Regions from separate parts of the Homo sapiens genome. Here region 2 is linked to region 1. The links are chromatin loops, found by intact Hi-C in ENCODE. Cell type or tissue: mammary epithelial cell. All regions are shown on one strand. Each heading gives the region's core, and the rest is flanking DNA. Links, peaks and the distances in the headings are about the cores only.

Region 1 (5,768 bases), core at 502-5,501:
GGTGCTGGTGCAGGGAGATCCCAGGATGACAGCAACCTGGCCATTTGGGAGCCAGTCAGAAGGTGCTGGGAAAAATAGCCCAAGAAGATGATACTGGTAAAGTGCACTTTTCTTTTTTACTTTTTGAGACAGGGTCTCACTTTCTTGCTTTGTCACACAGGCTAGTTTGCAGTGGTGCCAACATGGCTCACTGCAGCCTCTATCCCCAGGCTCAAGCAATCCTTTTGCCTCAGTCTCCTGAGTAATTGGGACTGCAGCTGCACACCACCACAGCCTGTGGCTTATTTATTTATTTATTTATTTATTTATTTATTTATTTGAGATGGAGTCTTGCTCTGTCACCCAGGCTGGAGTGCAATGGTGTGATCTCAGCTCACTGCAACCTCCGCCTCCCGGGTTAAAGTGATTCTCCTGCCTCAGCCTCCTGAATAGCTGGGACTACAGGCCCGTGCCACCATGCCTGGCTAATTTTTGTATTTTTAGTAGAGCGGGGTTTCACCGTGTTAGCCAGGATGGTCTCGATCTCCTAACCTCATGATCCGCCCACCATGGACTCCCAAAGTCTTAGGATTACAGGCGTGAGCCACCGCACCCTGCGGCTAATTTTTTTATGTTTCTTATAGAGACGAGATTTCACCATGTAGCCTAGGCTAGTTTCAAACTCCTGAGCTCAGGCCATTGACCTGGACCTCTCAAAGTGCTAAGATTACAGGCATGAGCCACCACTTGTGGCCATAGTAAAATGCCTAATGTGCTTAAATATACAGAGTGGAGTTTCACACCTTCAGGAAATATTTGGGAAAAAAAACAGAGATAGGTACAGAGAAAGCAAAGCAAACAAATAAAAAATAAGACCAGCATTGAATCTAGGAAAAATAAAAGGTGGGGCTGAGTGATGGGGGTGGGGAGAGGGCTAAACCCCCATTTCCAGAGTCAGAAGTCAGTAGGTGATGTCTGATAGTCACGTGCTGGTAAGTAGAATATGAATACGGTGTTATTTTAAGACATGGAAGTAAATCCCAAAGGAATTGACTAAAATATTTCAAGTTTTGATCTGGGGAGCAGGATAGAAGAGGGACTTGAACTACTGATTCTTAGATTATGTGCATGTACATCTTTGATGAAAAAGAAAGCAAAACCAGACAAAATTATATGCATTGATTCGAGAAAGTAGTCACAATATAATGTTAAGTTAAATAACAGGATATAAAAGGTATATTCAGTATAGTCTCATTTTGTACATTAAATTGGAGGAGCTGATAGAAAAAATAAGAAGAAAATATTTCTAAGTGAAAAGATTAAGCATATATATATATTTTTTTGAGACACAATCGTGCTCTGTTGCCCAGGCTGGAGTGCAGTGGCATAATCATAGCTCATTATAACCTCAAACTCCTGGACTCAAGCGATTCTCCCACCTCAGCCTCCCCAGTAGCTAGGACTGTAGGCACATACCACCACACCTGACTAATTTTTTAATTTTTTGTAGAGGAGGGAGTCTCACTATGTTACCCAGGCTGGTCTGGAACTCCTGGTCTCAATCGGTCCTCCCGCTTTGGCCTCCCTAAGTGCTGGGATTGCAGGCGTGAGCCACTGCGCCTCTTCAGAACTAGGTGTAATTTAATTTTCTTCTTTATATTTTCTTAGATTTTCTAATTTTTATTTTCAAATTAACATTTATTAATTTGTAGCTAGAAAGGAAAACTTCTACAGATTGTAGAGACCAGGTTTTGCCATGTAGCCCAGGCTAGTCTTGCACTTCTGAGCTCAAGCCATCTGCTCACCTGTGCCTGTGGCTGCCAGCTCTGCAAAACCCTTCCTGAGATCAAGAAGGGGAAGCAACTTACCCAGGTTCACTCAGGCAGGTTTTGTGAATCCAAAACCATTGCTCTTTTATAGCTTCCTGTTTCTCCACTTGGGATTTCTTCCAGCTGAAAGCTTACTCATTATATGAAGGCTCAGAGCTCCCAGGTCAATGTCATCTTCTTCATGGAGCTGTGCCTGGAGATGACGCCCCCTTTCTCTGCTCCATTAAACCCGGTGTCTTTCCTGCTGTGTGTGCCAGCGGCTGTGTTGTGGTTGTGGGTGTGCTTGCTTTCGAGTCTTCGTTCTGCTATAAGCCCCTTGGAAGTAAGGACCACACCTTAGGTATTTCCATCTCTCCTTATGCAGCATCCAGGTGCATCACTCACGTGCAGGAGGGATTGGCTGAACACAGAGGCAGGTTAACTCAAGAATAAACTTTATTATTTGCTTTTAGGTGCTGTAGTGTGACGTGAAGCAGGTAGCTCATAATTGTGAAGATAAACTTGTGGAGTAGGTGGGTTTTGAGGTCCAGTAGGAAGATAGGCCCCACACAATGGTAGTTTGATTATTAATCAGCGTGGAGCAGGTGAATCAGCTGTTGCATTCCCCGGGAAGAACGCGGGCTCGGCCGGCCTGTGCTGGACTCTGGCGCCCCCAAATGGTCACGTGGGTTTATTACACATCGGAAGTAAACAGCTTTTACTGATGATGAAGTAGTGACTGTCTTGGTAGCTCTCTAGAAGCTCATTCGCCTTCTCTTTAAAGTTACACTTCACAGAGGCAGGATAATCCATCCGGTCAAGGAGAAAGGAAAATCGGATTAGGGCTTCCAATAAACCTGTAATATTTTAGGTGTACCGCTGAGTCATAAATATCAGCTAAGTCTGTTGTATCATCACCTGTACTTCTTTTTGCGCATCTTAAAATACCATTTAAAATAACGAAAAAAATCTACAACTTAGCTCTAGAGTATCATGCCTCCAAAAGACACTGGGTTTAATTTTTAGATGTTTTCCCTTTTTCGTTGGAGGTAAAAATAAAATTCAGGATTATGTTTTTCAGACCTATGTTTGTTTTCATACTTGTAAAACCTACATATGTATCCATAAACACACAGAGTATTGATTTGTGTTTCAATTTTAAAAAATTGATGTCACACTGTACCATTCTGAAGGTCTTTTTTGTTTGTTTGTTTGTTTTTTGAGATGGAGTCTCGCTCTGTTACCCAGGCTGGCGTGCAGTGGCGTGATCTTGGCTTACCGCAACCTCTGCCTCCCAGGTTCAAGCGATTCTCCTTCCTCAGCCTCCTGAGTAGCTGGGACTACAGGTGCGTGCCACCACATCTGGCGAATTTTTGTATTTTTAGTAGAAATGGGGTTTCACCATGTTGGCCCTGGCTGGTCTTGAACTCCCAACCTCAAGTAATCTGCCCACCTTGGCCTCCCAAAGTTCTGAGATGATAGGCACGAGCCACCACACCTGGCCATATCTTGCTTTTATTGATCAACATTGTGTTTAAGAATTATTCATGTTGGTACATATATTTCTAGTTGATTCACGTTTACCGCTGAAAAATTCCTCGTATAACTATGCACGTATATATATGTGTGTGTGTGTGTGTGTATCTATATATATATATATATATTTTTTTTTTTTTTTGAGACACAGGTTGTACTGTTGCCCAGGCTGGAATGCAATGGCACAATCTCTGCTCACTGCAACCTCCACCTCCCAGGTTCAAGCGATTCTCCTGCCTCAGCCTCCCGAGTAGCTGGGATTACAGGTGCCTGCCACCATGCCTGGCTAATTTTTTGTATTTTTACTAGAGATGGGGTTTCGCCATCTCTCACTTAACTAAGGTGATCTGCCCGTCGAAGTGCTGGGATTACAGGGGTGAGCCACTGCGCCTGGACTTTTTTTTTTAAATTCATTAAAATAATAGAAAAATAGAGACAGGGTCTTTGTGTTGCCCAGGCTGGTCTCAAATAGCTGAGCTCAAGCAGTCCTCCAGCCTTGGCCTCCCAAAGTGCTGGGATTACAGGTGTGAGCCACTGTGCCTGGTCTTTATGATATCTTTTTGTATTCCAAAGTCATAAGATAGTCATTTAATTTTGAAAATTATTTTAAAAATTTGCTTTTTACATTTAGATGCTTAAATCCCCTTGATTTTATTTATGTAGTTGGTGCAAGGTGAATGCTTCTTTATCTGTATGGGTGACTTTCTCTTGGGCAGGGTACACATTTAAAAGCTCCGAGGAAGCTTTTAAAAGACCATTTCTGGGCCTCATCACAGAACAGATGAAATCAAAATTTCTGAGTGTGGACCTGAGACATCAGATTTAAAAAATAAAAACAAAACTCTCCCAGGCGTTTTTTAACATGGAGCCAGGGCTGAGAATCTTTGCTTTAAGGTCAGACCAAGAGTAGAGTTGCTGGGGTGTGTATTATTCGCATTGTCAGCTATACTGGATGTTGCTGGTGCTCTCTAAAGTGATTAAACTAGGCCGGGCGCAGTGGCTCACGCCTGTAATGCCTGCACTTTGGGAGGCCAAGATAAGCAGATCACCTGGGGTCTGGAGTTTGAGACCAGCCTGGCCAACATGGTGAAACCCCGTCTCTACTAAAAATACAAAAATTAGCCAGGCGTGGTGGCAGGCGCCTGTAATCCCAGTTACTTGGGAGGCTGAGGCACGAGAATTGCTTGAACTTGGGAGGCAGAGGTTGCAGTGAGTAGAGATTGCACTGTTGCACTCCAGCCTGGGCAACAAAGCGAGACTCTGTCTAAAATAAATAAATAAATAAATAAATAAAATAAAGTGATTAAACTATTTATGGTCCTCAAGTAGGAGAATTTCAATTGCTTCACACTTTTGAAAATACATGTTGTGATATTTATATAAAACCAAGAACCATGGATGAAAAAACATATATGTGTGTCTCATATATGTATGCATTTCATATACATATGTGTTATAAACATATATATGTCTTTCATATATATATATATAAAATGTTTTCACCCATGATTCTTGGCTTATAACTCCCATAGCTCTTGTTATTACAGTTTCTGTTATAATGTTAGGGCACTTTAGTTCTCACAAGCAGGCTTCAGGAAACAGAATCTCTCTCTCTCTCTCTGACCTTCTCCTGCCCACCTTTTACCTGCTCCTTTTTTCTCCCCACCTTTTACCTGCTTCTTTTCCTATCTTTCTGTCTAGGAGCTGGTCATGAGGAAATTCTCTGGCCTACTTTGATTGTAGGTCACAATACCCTCATTTCAGACAGGTCCTGCCCTATTCCCTGGAAGGAATGCTGCACAGAGAGACCAAGAAGAATCTGATCAGATGGGCCTTGTTGGGTTTCCCCATTCAGCCTGTTAGTGTTAGATCGTACCCAATCATATTTATTTTATTTATTTATTTATTTATTTATTTATTTATTTATTTATTTTTTGAGATGGAGTCTCACTCTGTCACCTAGGCTGGAGTGCAGTGACGTGATCTCGGCTCACTGCAACCTCCGCCTCCCGGGTTCAAGCAATTCTCCTGCCTCAGCCTCCCAGGTAGCTGGGATTACAGGCTCCCACTACCATGCCTGGCTAATTTTTGTATTTTTAGTAGAGACGGGGTTTCACCATATTGGCCAGGCTGATCTCGAACTCCTGACCTCGTGATCCGCCCGCCTTGGCCTCGCAAAGTGTTGGGATTACAGGCGTGAGCCATCATGCCTGGCAATAAATTATTTCTTCAAATATTGTGGGGATACAACTGCAGAGATCTCAGATTTCAACGTGTTTTTGTCCAATGCTTATACCATTCAGGTTATAACCATTTCAGAAAAGGTCTGTATAATTCTGGCAATTCATGTATGGCCTTGTAGTGTTAGGTTTTTAGGTGTATATGTGGGATATGTGTGGTTTAGGAAAAAAGCCTTGCAACTTTACAAAGCACTGGACATACACT
Region 2 (5,768 bases), core at 341-5,340, 340 kb before region 1:
CACTGGCCACGGAGCCAGCCCCGCCAAGCAAGATGAGCTGGTCATCTCAGCACGCTAGCACCCCAGTTGCGTGGCCAGCCGGGCCCAGGCAGGAGCAGGTGGCCCTGTGGGCACCTGGTGCCTGCCCCCTGCCGGGCAGCTTTAAGGACAGACCCCCAGGGGCAGTTTAGCCTCAGGCACAGGCATCGCTGCTGAGCTGGGGGTCCGCATCCCTACCTCAGCTTAGGACCCCCAGAGCCAAGGTGGCTGGGATCTGGCCCCACAGATGGGGAAAGATGGGGAAGGGTGTGGAGTGGGGAGGAGCCTGGGCAGCCTGCTGGGTGGGCCACACTCAGCCTGACTGCCCTCCATGGGGGCATTCTGGCACCCCCTGCTCCAGGACAGGCCATGGGCAAGCTGCCTCCCATCACTGCCTGCTGGCTGCTCTCCCAGGGGCCAGGTGGAGAGCAGTGCCCCCCGACACATGTATTCTCATCTGTGGTCCAGGCCGGCATCGTCCTGGCCACCCCCCAGATCTGGTGCCTGCTGGCCGGCCCCCTGGGGTGCCCCTGCCGAGGTGGCCTGCAGTGCTGTACATGTTTACAGAAGCTGCTGGGCTTGGCTCAGGATGTGTTCTGGGCTTGCAAGCCCCCCGCCCAATCATGTGTTCAGTAGCCGTCCTCTGAGCAGGGCCCAAGGCAGCCAGGGGCCTGGAGGGGCCAGAGGAGGGTGGGGTCAGGGCCGCCCCTTCTCTGCCTTGTGCCTCTCATGCTGCCTCCTCTGCCCATGGGTCCTGGGCACCCAGGCCTGCCCTGCCTGCTGGCTACTTCCTGGCTTACCTTCTACCCCCAAGGATCCTCACCACCCAAAGGGTGGTGGGCACTGCTGTGACCACCCCAGCTGCAGAGTCAGTGCCCTGGGTGGAAGGAAGGCACTGAGAGCCCCCTTCCTCTGAGGGCCCCACCTCACCCCTTGGTGTCACCCCCACCACGCCTAGGCAGCTCTGGGCCCTGGGATCTGGAACCAACACACCCCTGTTCCCCTCAGCTTTCCCTCCTCGCTGGCCTGGGCACCCTCCTGGGAGCAGGCCTTCCTCCCTCCCACCCCCAATGTCCTGTTGGTAGGAGGTGGGGCCAAGAGTGGGGTATGGTGGGCCTTGGCTGGAGACCTCTGTCCACTGCCCAGGGAGGGGCCTGGGGCTGGGAGCAGTCCCGGTTTAGCCTGAGGTCCCCATAGGGCTTCCTCCCCTGCTGGGTTTGGGAAGCAGTTAGGGAGATAGCGACCCGGAGTTTCCCCAGAAGCGGGGTGGGAGGGTGTGCATGCTAGTGTTGGCGCGTATGCATGTGCATGAGTGTGCACCGTTCCTAAGGAAGGGGCCTCTGGGGCTGCCCACCCTACCTGCCCTGCCTGCCTGCTGCCCCTCCCAGCCTGCCAAGAAAACGGTAGGGGAGCATGATGGGGCCTTTGAGGCAGGGTCGCAGGGACAAGCTCAGCTTTAGGCACCATCTGTTCCCATCGCGCCTGCTGCTGTGACCCGTTTTGGAAAACTGGTGTGTACCGAGGCGCTGACTGCACGGCTGACCGCCTGCTCGTGCCTTCATTCTGCAGCGGCATGGTCCCTCCCATTCTGGCTCCACCTGCAGCCTCCCTGGGTGGCCTAGGCTCCCCCGACCAAGAGACCTCCCTCTCATGATCACTGGTACCTGGGGGCCTGAATTCTGGCCCCCGGCTCCCCACACAGCTGGGACTGGCCTGGATGGCTGTCCTGGGAGCCCCTGCCCACCCTGACAGAGGGAGCTGGGCCTCCCCTCATCCTCTGTAACTCCCGCCTTCACCAGACTCAAGGACACCCTGGCCCTGCTGAGGCATACAGAGCTTCAGCCCAGCACAGAAGCAAGACAAAATCAGTGGCTCTTAGAGTTTAGAAAACAAGACAGACTCTCAGATGAAAGATCTGACAAGCACCGTGGCCAGTCACAGGGAGAGACTTGATGTCTGGCCTTTTAATTCCTCCTCTGCCAGGGTGGGTCCTGGGACCTCTAATGTGGGCATGTCGTCCACCCCAGGACGAGCCATCAGGGACAGACCCCCCACCCCCAAGGCTGCAGCCACACCATGTTTCAGGCTTGGGGCTGGGGCAGGCTTGGGCTCAATCCTGGGCACCCAGGGGCAGCCCACCCCTAACCTGGCTCCTACCCACCTCGCCCTTGAAGGATGGGCCTGCTGCACGTCTCCCTCCTCCACCCCATACCACACTGGGGGGTCTGAGCCACCCCCCTCAGCCCCGTTCGGCTCAGACCGACCCCCACTCCATCCCCAGACCTGCAGCACAAGTGCGCGGGCCTGTCCTCCCAGGGGCCTGGGCGACTCCATATGCAATCAGTAGCGAGCAGCCGGGCCCCACAGACCCTCATGCACTCTCTTACGTGCCATTCTCCCCAGACTTTTTTTGTACTTAATGTATGAAAGATCCAAACTAATATTGCTGTAAAAAGGAGAGACAAATTAATATAGCTTATTCTATAAATATATCTGTATATAAAGGTTTCTGTATATTGTATAGAGCTGTGTATAAACTGGATGTAGAAGCACGCTGGCTGCCTCGAATGTCTTTGCATCAGGTGGGGACTGGGTAGAAATTTGATGTCGAGGTTGCAGCAGAGCAGGGGGTTGGCATGGGGCCGGGGGCCGGGGGGGCCTCTGCCACTGTTCCCTGGATGGAACAGAAAGCCTAAGGGGGAAACAGATTCCTTGGGACCAGAGCCCGTTTCACCCACAAGACGCAGGGTGTGTTTGGGTGGTTCAGGTCCAGCCCTTTGTCTGTATTGGGTTAGAACTTCGTTTCTCAAAGTTCACGGTGCTCATGACTCACTGGGGCGCTTGCTAAATGCAGGTGCGGGTTTAGTGGTCCGGGGTGGGGCCCAGGTATAGATTTCTTACCTGCTCCTGCTCGGCTAGTGCCCTGGCCCGGGGCCACACTTTGAGTTGCAGGGAGGGAGTAGAAGACCCTTGAAGCCCCCTGTGAATGAGGGCAGCCACTTGCGGAGTCCTGCCTGTGTGAGAGATGTACCAGCGGGTGCACGTTCATACTACAGCCTGGAAAGATACAGCTTGCTGGCCTCCCCTTCCTCCCTGAGGGGTCTGAGAGGATTAGCTGCCCAAGACTGCCAAGCTGGCGACTGGGGGACCAGGCTAGTCTGACCATGCCCACCTCCCTCCCCAACAATGCAGACAGCTAGGGCAGGCAGGGGTGGAAGATCCCAGTGGGACAGCACTGAAATGCAGGGGCCACTAGAAGTCTTTGCTGAGGGCTTTCCTGAGAGGGCGCAAAATACCTGGCCAGACCCAGTGCAGCCCAGGAACCCCAGGCCAGCATAGCTTCCGGGCAGTGAGGCCTAGGGAGTGGCTGGAAGGCCCAGGTGGTGGGGCCTGCCCCCTCTACACAGCAGGTGGCGCTGTTCAGCCAGTCAGTCCCGCCTTGGCCGCAGAGTCTGGCCTCGGCACTGACCCAGCCAAGCTGACCGGACCTTTCCCTTCCCCTGACCCTGCCCCCATCTCGGCCCCCAGTGTCCAGTGGCTCTATTTGGTGAGGGGCTGGGGAGAGTGATAGAAGAATGCCCCCAGCCTTAGAGCCTGTCTTCACCCACAGCCACTGAACAGAAGCAGAAACGGGCCAAACAAGGGTGAAGACCTGCCCAAGGTCGCATGGGAGGTGGGGACAGACTGGGGACCAGAATCAGGGCCTCTCAGCCTAGGACTCTGGCCTCCACCACACCTGATGGCTTTCAGAGGTTCTTTGCCCTCAGTGGTCTCAATGGTCTGCAAATTATCCTGTCCAGTGAGCACAGCACAGGCAGAAGAAACTGAAGGCCAGGGAGGCTCTGTGGCTTGCCCGGGGCTGCAGCCAGGGTGTGGCATTGGGGAGGGTCTTGAGAGGGCAGTGCTGGGAAGGGCTAGAGAGGCACTCTGCCTCACGCTCCACTCAATACCTGCAGCAGCCCCCTCCTGTCCCGGTGCCCCTGCAGTCAGGAAGGGGTCTACCCTGCAGGACCCCACACTCAGGTGTGCCCTTGGGCCCTAGTCCGGGGAAGCTGGACCACCAGCCTCACTGGCTTGCTGGATTGACACTCACCCCACTTTGAGCCCTCCTCTTCCTCTGCGAAATGGCCTGATGCCAGTGCTGTGTGGGTCCACAGGAGGCCAGGAGAGTCCCACGGTGGGGAGGACAGGGCTGTACCTTCTCCTGGGCTGGCCTCTACGCCCATTACCCATTAACCCTCAGGTGCCAGCATCCCTCTCCCCAGTGCTGCCTTCGGTCTACCACCTCCTCCTGGCCCTGCTCCCACTCAAGGGACAGTGATGGGTGCTGAGAGCTGATTGGAACTGGAGAGGGCACCATTTACTGATCACTGACCTGGCACTTTACCTCCACTGTAAGGCAGGGATACTGAGTGTGCTTTATAGATGAGGCCTCTGAGGACAGAGGGCAGGCCTTGGGGACTAGGTGGAGCTGGCTACAGGGGACAGCCATGTCTGCTGGGCTAGGGCTGAAATCTCAGCCCCTCACTCACTGTGGCTCGGTAGAGAAGCCAGGGGCACAGATGAGGACTCATCTCCATTGATGGGCCCCCCTAGGTCCTTGTATGCAAGTCCCCTGGGCTACTTTCACCGGCCCAGCCACCTTCCTGCCCCAGCCTCTGCCCCAGCGCTGCTTGGGACCCAACTTCATTATGGAGTTGGCAGATGGCAGCCTCAACTCTTGGCTGAGCCCTTGAGTCTGGGACATTTCAGCCACCTCTTTCCTCCAGTCCAGAGATGAAAATCCCTGGGGACAGTTGCTCCTTTGCTCAGTGACCTAGTGTAACAGGGGAGATGGCAGGGCCTGAGCTCCCTTAGCCAGGTCAGCTGCTACAGGGTTAACAGGAGGCTCCATTCCACCCCTTCCAACTTCAAGGCTACCCTAGAGATTGAATAATCTATACTCTTAATTGATTATAATGCAATGGAGTTGGGGCGTTAGGGACAAAGTACGAGTCTTCCCTTCTACCTCCAGCCCTTGCTGACCAGGACAGGGACAATGTGTAGCTCAACGGATGGTGGTGAGAACTTAGATGATGGTCAGTTATGCAGTATGTGGGATACGGAGGAAAGATCCGTGGGTATGTGGAGGCTTGTAGAGAAGCTGGTTCTGTGGCTGGTCCCAGGCGACTCGTAATGTAAATCCGTTTCTCAGAATCGCGTGGTGTAGGCGGGTGTCTACTTTGTCCGCAGGCAGGCCTGACCCCGGGTGGAGGAGGGGCAGGGTGGAGAATAACAATTGTCTTAAGGGAGTCTGCGGAGGGAGAAAAACCTCTGGGGTGTATCAGCTGGAAAAGAATAGGAGTCTCAGTGTGGCCCCTCTCCCCCCTCTCAGCCCAGCCCCTGCGGGGGCGGTGAGGGAGCTGCGGTCAGCACACACAGCTGGGGCCTCCAGCAAAATCCCATTCTATATATCTAAGAGCAACAGCTCTGAGAGCGGCCCCCAGAGGGACAAAACCTCATTGTGAGGCACCCGCCGGCCTCAGCACCCCCTCCCCCAACCCCAGAACTGTCGTGGCATTGACCCTTTTCGGCGGGCCACCATGGGCCTGCTGACTGGGCCACATCTGGGGCTCAGGCATTGGCTGCCCCTCCCCCACGGCTGGCCACTGAGAACTGACAGGGAGGCTGGGGTGGGAGCGGCTTCCAGGCCTCTCACCCCATCCCCACGGGGTGGCCTGGCTTGTGCCCCACCCTCCCTGGGGATGCTG

What was found. A loop is a pair of places that touch in the nucleus more often than their neighbours do. Peaks named below come from ENCODE experiments on the same cell type or tissue, not always from the same donor. Only the 100,000 strongest peaks of a DNase experiment are listed, where the experiment ranks them.
Region 2: it touches region 1 in a loop (20-fold over the local background); 2 of 110 quality-filtered maps call a loop at or near these places.

What each region holds. Positions count from the first base shown.
Region 1 is chr11:62,079,767-62,085,534 of GRCh38, forward strand. LINC02733 (long intergenic non-protein coding RNA 2733) reads right to left here and starts at 2,556. Exons shown (of 3, transcript NR_183616.1): 1 at 1,848-2,556. In mammary epithelial cell, for the core only: a CTCF peak has its summit at 2,457 (motif pointing left); a DNase peak (open chromatin) is centred at 2,475.
Region 2 is chr11:61,744,432-61,750,199 of GRCh38, forward strand. DAGLA (diacylglycerol lipase alpha) reads left to right here. Exons shown (of 20, transcript NM_006133.3): 20 at 1-2,570. The coding sequence ends at 58. Among named protein-coding and RNA genes, the nearest start is that of MYRF, 5.3 kb to the right of the region's middle. RefSeq lists enhancers at 2,734-3,595, 4,456-5,317. In mammary epithelial cell, for the core only: a CTCF peak has its summit at 3,431 (motif pointing right); no DNase peak of the experiment used is centred there.